Regions from separate parts of the Homo sapiens genome. Here region 2 is linked to region 1. A link is an interaction called in ENCODE POLR2A ChIA-PET data of the cell type or tissue named here. Cell type or tissue: IMR-90. All regions are shown on one strand. Links, peaks and the distances in the headings refer to the core of each region. The heading gives the core; the rest is flanking DNA.

The links. Peaks named below come from ENCODE experiments on the same cell type or tissue, not always from the same donor. Only the 100,000 strongest peaks of a DNase experiment are listed, where the experiment ranks them.
Region 2: POLR2A ChIA-PET joins it to region 1 with 5 read pairs; 4 of 35 experiments call an interaction of 5 or more read pairs at or near these places.

What each region holds. Positions count from the first base shown.
Region 1 is chr2:48,859,293-48,862,208 of GRCh38, forward strand. No RefSeq gene overlaps it. Among named protein-coding and RNA genes, the nearest start is that of LHCGR, 110 kb to the left of the region's middle. In IMR-90, for the core only: no CTCF peak of the experiment used is centred there; no DNase peak of the experiment used is centred there.
Region 2 is chr2:48,698,472-48,701,387 of GRCh38, forward strand. All of the region lies in intron 10 of STON1-GTF2A1L (STON1-GTF2A1L readthrough), which reads left to right. LHCGR (luteinizing hormone/choriogonadotropin receptor) reads right to left here. Exons shown (of 11, transcript NM_000233.4): 9 at 144-329. Among named protein-coding and RNA genes, the nearest start is that of LHCGR, 56 kb to the right of the region's middle. In IMR-90, for the core only: no CTCF peak of the experiment used is centred there; a DNase peak (open chromatin) is centred at 1,310.

The sequences.
Region 1 (2,916 bases), core at 213-2,712:
GTGATGAAGTCCTGGAGGAGAGGTTTGGGGTGCTGGGTGCTCAGAGGGGTGGGAGATCATGGAAGGAATAGGCAGCTTCTCTAGGGATTTTTCTAGGAGTAAAATCCTTGAGGAAGGTTAACTTGAGGCTCATTTGGGTTAACCATGTGGCACTGGCAGAGTCTTTTCTATGCAGGAAAAGGAGTCTGGGTAGTGATTCTCAGCACTGGCTGCATCTGGGAATCATCTGGGGAGCTATAAGAAATTGATTCTTGGGTTCCACCCCAATTCATAGAGGGCAGAGGCTACCTCATATTACTAAATAATACCCCTCTCTTTAGGACCCTTTATGTACAAATATCTGTTTGCCTTTCAGGTTTGTATCTCTGTTCACTTCACAGGAGGAAGTTAGTCTTGTTTTGAGGACTTATTAATTCTAGCCAAGATCACTTGTTAGTAACATACTGACATAGGTTGGATATTTGTCCCCTCCAAATCTCATGTTGAAACGTTGTCACAGTGTTGGAGGTGGATCCCTCATGAATGGCTTGGTGCCATTCTCATCCTCTCAGTAATGAGTGAGTTTTCACTCTATTAGTTACCATGAGATCTGGTTGTTAAAAAAAGCCTGACACCTCTTCTCTTTTCTCTTGCTTTCTCTCTCACTTTGTGATACACTGACTCCCCTGTTGCCCTCTGCCATGTTTGTAAGCATCTTGAGGCCTCATCAGAAGCAGATGCTGGCACCATGCTTCTTGTACAGCCTGCAGAACCATGAGCCAAATAAACCTCTTTTCTTTATAAATTACCAAGTCTCAGGTATTCCTTTATAGCAACACAAAATGGACTAACACAAATACTAAGGGAAACAACTCATACCTTTGGTGTCTCTTGCTGTAACCTGCCATGCTCCTCTGACTTTGGGACAAGTAAATGAGTAGGGGAGAATAGGGAGGAGGAAGAGCTTTATCATCTGATAATCAACAGTTATTCCATTCTCCTCCCCTCCTTGATGAGGATTTTCAAGCACAGAGGTCATCTGAGCTGATGCATCTGTGTTAGCACTCTTGTCTCTTGGTTACTCCTAGTGTTGAATTGGTTTCTGGTTTATTAGCTGGAGTTTTGCCTCCTTCCCTTCCTCTCATGTCCCCTTTCCTTTCCATCTATCTCCCTCCTTAGATTTACCAGCCCTCAACACAGTCCCTGATACTCAGCAGAGAATGAATGTATTCATGAGTGAATACATGAATGCATATGCCTGTCCTCCTTGCTGTGGGACTCTCAGGGGACTGTGCTCCAGTGAGTCACTGCCCTCGAGTGCGGGGCTCATCATCACCAGCAGGAGCTCAGCCCCCAGTGGGAGTTTCCTTAGCTGAGGTCCCTGTTAACTGATCCTCTTTCTGCCCTGGCTAATATTCTCTGCCACAGTCTGTCACAGTGGCCAGCCTGTCAAGCCCTGCCAGGTGGAGACCCTTGGTCCTGCTGAGAGATGTCAAAATGACCATTTTGACATTTCCTACTACAGGGACGCAGGAGCCTGTAGTAGGAAAAATGCCTAAAGTGTTCTGTGGGAAGACATTCCCAGCTTGAGTACAATCTCTGTCCTGTGATGGAGGCCATGGAGTCCCTGGGTCATGCCCCTTGCTTCTGGGGCTAAATGTTCTTGAAAGGGAATCTTTTAGAAGCAGGGGCTTAGCTGAGCTGAGGAAGGTGACTGGGCTTATAAAACAGAGCTGGATTTGGAAGAGATTTAGAGCTTCCCTCACCCTGAGTCCTTCATCCGTGTCTTTCCTACAATACAGGTAGGCCAGTGGAGACCAAACTCCAGGTCTCATTTATCTTTTTTCTCTCTAGATGCCCTGGCAAAGACCAGGCTACAACCCAAGGATACATTTGAATTGAGATAGCATTTGGCAGCAAATCTTTAATAAATGATGGCATTGATATTATATCTCTGTTAGAGTAATTTACTCCTTACAGTAATTTTGACTCAGTTTGTTCTACACAGAGTGTTATTTTAATCATCTTTTCAGTTATTATTAATGAGGTCTCTTGGAGAAAAAATTAGAAGATTTATTTAAAGATTTCCCCCGTGAATTTAAAACAAGAATAGGGATGTGAATACAGACTAAAACAAATCAAGGGCTACCATAGATATATTCAAAGACTATTGTTTGCTACCATAGATGTATTAAAAGACTACTGTTTGATAAATTGGCAACATAATGGTAGCACTGATGGCAAGGTTCAGGCACACTCTTTCTTATTCAACTTGTCCTGAGATTACCCCTTCCTCTCTCCTGGCTCCTGCCTCTTCCCTCATCACTGCCGTTGTGCCTTTGCTCATGCTCTTTCTTTGTTCTGTTGTGCTGGACCCATCTAAAGCTCTCTAGTCCAAAGGATCCTTTTGATTCTCACCTTTCCCAACTTTCTTTAAAACTGATGTCTCCATCTTCAATGGCCAGGGCAATATTGTCTGTAAACATGCCCATAATGTTAAGAGGGGTTTCTATTAGTTTCCCAACAAACTAATAGTTACTCTGAGAAGGGCATGGAGTTTTATGAACAAAGATCTTTGGGGAATGCTGAGCTAAAGGTAAAAAGGTGTTTTTTTTTTTTTTTTTTGCAGCATTTACCAGAGCCTTTAATATACTGTTGTGCTTTGTTGTGAACCTCCCAATAGGAAGACAGAGTATGCAGCTTTTTCCAAAGCCCCTTGGTTTACCTCCAGTAATGGGGATACTTAATGTAAGATTTGTGGAATAATATGGAAAACATAAGTCTTTCTAAAAATTATATAGTTACACTGCTGGAGGTTATGGAGATTGAGATATCGTTTAAGATCTGGAAGGCTCCAGAGCATGAGGTTTCAAGTTGTTTATATCCAGAGTTTAGGGACTCTGGTATCCTCTTAGAAACAGAACTCACATACTCACT
Region 2 (2,916 bases), core at 168-2,667, 160 kb before region 1:
CTATTTGAAAGTGACCCCATGTCTACGGAGCTGGCCAAGAAGGTAGGGAGTGAAGGGGAGTGGAGCTGTCTACTCATTGACTATTTTGAAATCTGAATTTCTGCCACAGCTTGGGTAGGCTTTACCTTTTGGTTTCTACTTACTCTTTTGTTGGCAAGTTTCTAAAAGCACAGCAGTGGCTGGGGTAAGTCAACGTGGCCTCCAGGAGATTGACAAATGTTTCTCTTGATGGCAATTTTTTTAGAGAATAGGATGACGTGGCAATTAGCCTCTGAATGGACTCTAGGCCATAGCTCGGCAGGGCCTGCAATTTGGTGGAAGAAATATCCCTGAACAATAAAGGGGAGAAATGCTTTTTATTTATTTATTTTATACATTTTTTTTTTTTGAGACGGAGTCTTGCTCCGTCGCCCAGGCTGGAGTGCAGTGGCACGACCTCGGCTCACTGCAAGCTCCGCCTCCTGGGTTCACGCCATTCTCCTGCCTCAGCCTCCCGAGTCGCTGGGACTACAGGCGCCCGCTACCACGCCCGGCTAAGAGACCGGGGTTTCACCGTGTTAGCCAGGATGGTGTCGATCTTCTGACCTCGTGATCCGCCCACCTCGGCCCCTCAAAGTGCTGGGATTACAGGCATGAGCCACTGCGCCCGGCCATATTTTATACATTTTATTCAGAGAATGAAACCTCCCCTCAACAATATTATCATTATAGGCTCTGAGGAATCTTTTCTCCATCTTGCTTTCCCCTTAATTCTCCATTTCAATTACTCTCACTAAGATCTGAATTCAGAAAAGCGAGTCTGTATTTTTTCTCATGTGCGCCTCATTATTCTTTTCAAGGTTAAGTATAACTCCTTGCACCTACCATACATTTATTAGCATTTCTCTCTCTCTCCCCTCTTCCAACTCCTTTTCCCTACCCTCTCTCTTCCTCCCCACCCTCTCTCTTCCTCCACTTCTCTCTACTTAGCAGAAGTGAAATAACCACTTGCTTTATGCGACAGCCAGCACATGCAGTTACATCAGCTTTTGTGCTCTACCCCAGGGGAAATTATTCAGGGCTTCAGATGCCTCAGTCTTTGATTGATTAAGCCCTGCAGGAGAGGTTTTCATGAAGCACAGCCTGGTTACTTATTAAGAGCTTCTGTGTGGCATTAGCCATCATCTACCTAGGAAGCAGAATGCATGTTCTCTAATGCATGTTCTCTAATGCATTCTCTAATGCAGAATGCATGTTCTCTAATGATTCATCTGTTCAAAGCAAGCGAACACTCAGCCTTGCAAGCTGAACTGTGTGAAAAGCTCAGGCTTTGTCAACAAGGTCCTGAACTCTTTGGTTTTACTAGACTTGAGGCAATGCCCAAGAAAATTCCAAACACATTAAGTGTTAGGAGAAAAGAGTCAATGGGAATTAAACAATTCTGCTTATCTTCTAAGTGGCTGCTGCTGGTGCCTCACAAAACTTTTCCAAGCAGCACAGCTCCCCTCAGCAATCATTCCCAAGACTTGGTGTTCAGCACATGGGAGGGGACCAATAGGTGATAGATGGAAGATGAACTTGACAACATGGAATGATGATGGTGTAGGCCCTCAGTGGAAAAATTAAGGCAGCAAAATTTGTCTCAGGGGCTTCAGAATTTCCTGCTTTTGTGTCCCTGTTGATTTAGGTAACCAGGGTTCTCATTCTGCTTTATAGGGTTTTTATCTCAGACATGTTAGGGATTGAGCTCTTTGAAGATCTGGTGGCTTTTTTGTTTGTCTTTTGAGTGGGTACATTTAAAATTAGGTTCTTAGAAACAGTAAGGCCTCGTTACAAGGCAGTGAACCTCTGATAGTGGGTTTTCAGTCTTAGTAACAGACTAGTGGGAGAAATGCTTTTTGAGTAAGGGTGGAGTGGATGCTTTTAGATACGATTCAAGTCCTAGGGGTATAATGAGAACAACCCCTTGGGAAGGAAGAGACCTAGGTCTGGTGCTAGTGTTTTGGACATGAGAGTGTAGGGGTCTGTAGTGCCCACAGTCACTTCTAAGGAGCTAACCAAGCAGCTCTTCAAGCAAATACTGTCATGCAGGAGTCTTGGGAACACAGTGGGTTGGTTGTGTTTTGCACCTGAGCCAGAGGCAGCTCTCTTTGTTTGCCTAGTGACCAAGTAGATGGCCAGCTTGCTGTAACAGCTCTGCCTACAGGATGTGCTAAACTGGAGAGTATTCAGCCAACTTACAAGATTCGGAGTCTGGTATGCTTTGCATATGAGACATGCAGAAAAAGACCCCTAGGATAAGGTTGCCAGAAGTTGAGAGCAGAGAAAGCAGTGGGCAGGAGCCACAAGGTAGTGGAAGTCATAAGTAAACAGAAGTTATGGGGTTGAGTGGATATTAGAGGGAGTTAGGATTGACAACGACAGAAGTTAGGAAGCAGAAAGATCTAGGAATTTTAGTGGTGGGAGTTAGGAAGTAGAGTCAGAAGTCGATAGTGGCAGGACTTACGAAGTAGACAGAGTGAGAACTGGACAGTGGCAGGAGCTAGGAAATAGGTGAAGTCAGGAGTTGACAGTGGGAGCTAGGAACTAGCACAGTCAGGGCTCAACAGTGGCAGGAATGGGAAGTAGAGAGTCAAAAGTGGATAGCAGGAAGGAGTTAGGAAATAGAGAGTGAGGGGCTGAGGGGCAGGAGCTAGGAAGTAGACAGACTTTGGGTTTTATAATGGTGGAAACAGAAATTAGACAGAGCCATGAGTTGATCTTGGCGGGATCTACAGTACGAAGAATAACAAGGACAGCTCATTTCCTTCCCTTGCTCAAAACCCCAAAGCCTCCCCATCTCATTAAAAAAAGACAAAGTCTATATAAGTGACCACAGGCCCCGCCATGATCCAGCTCTCTGCCACGTCTCTGTCCTTATATTCTGTGATTCCCTTC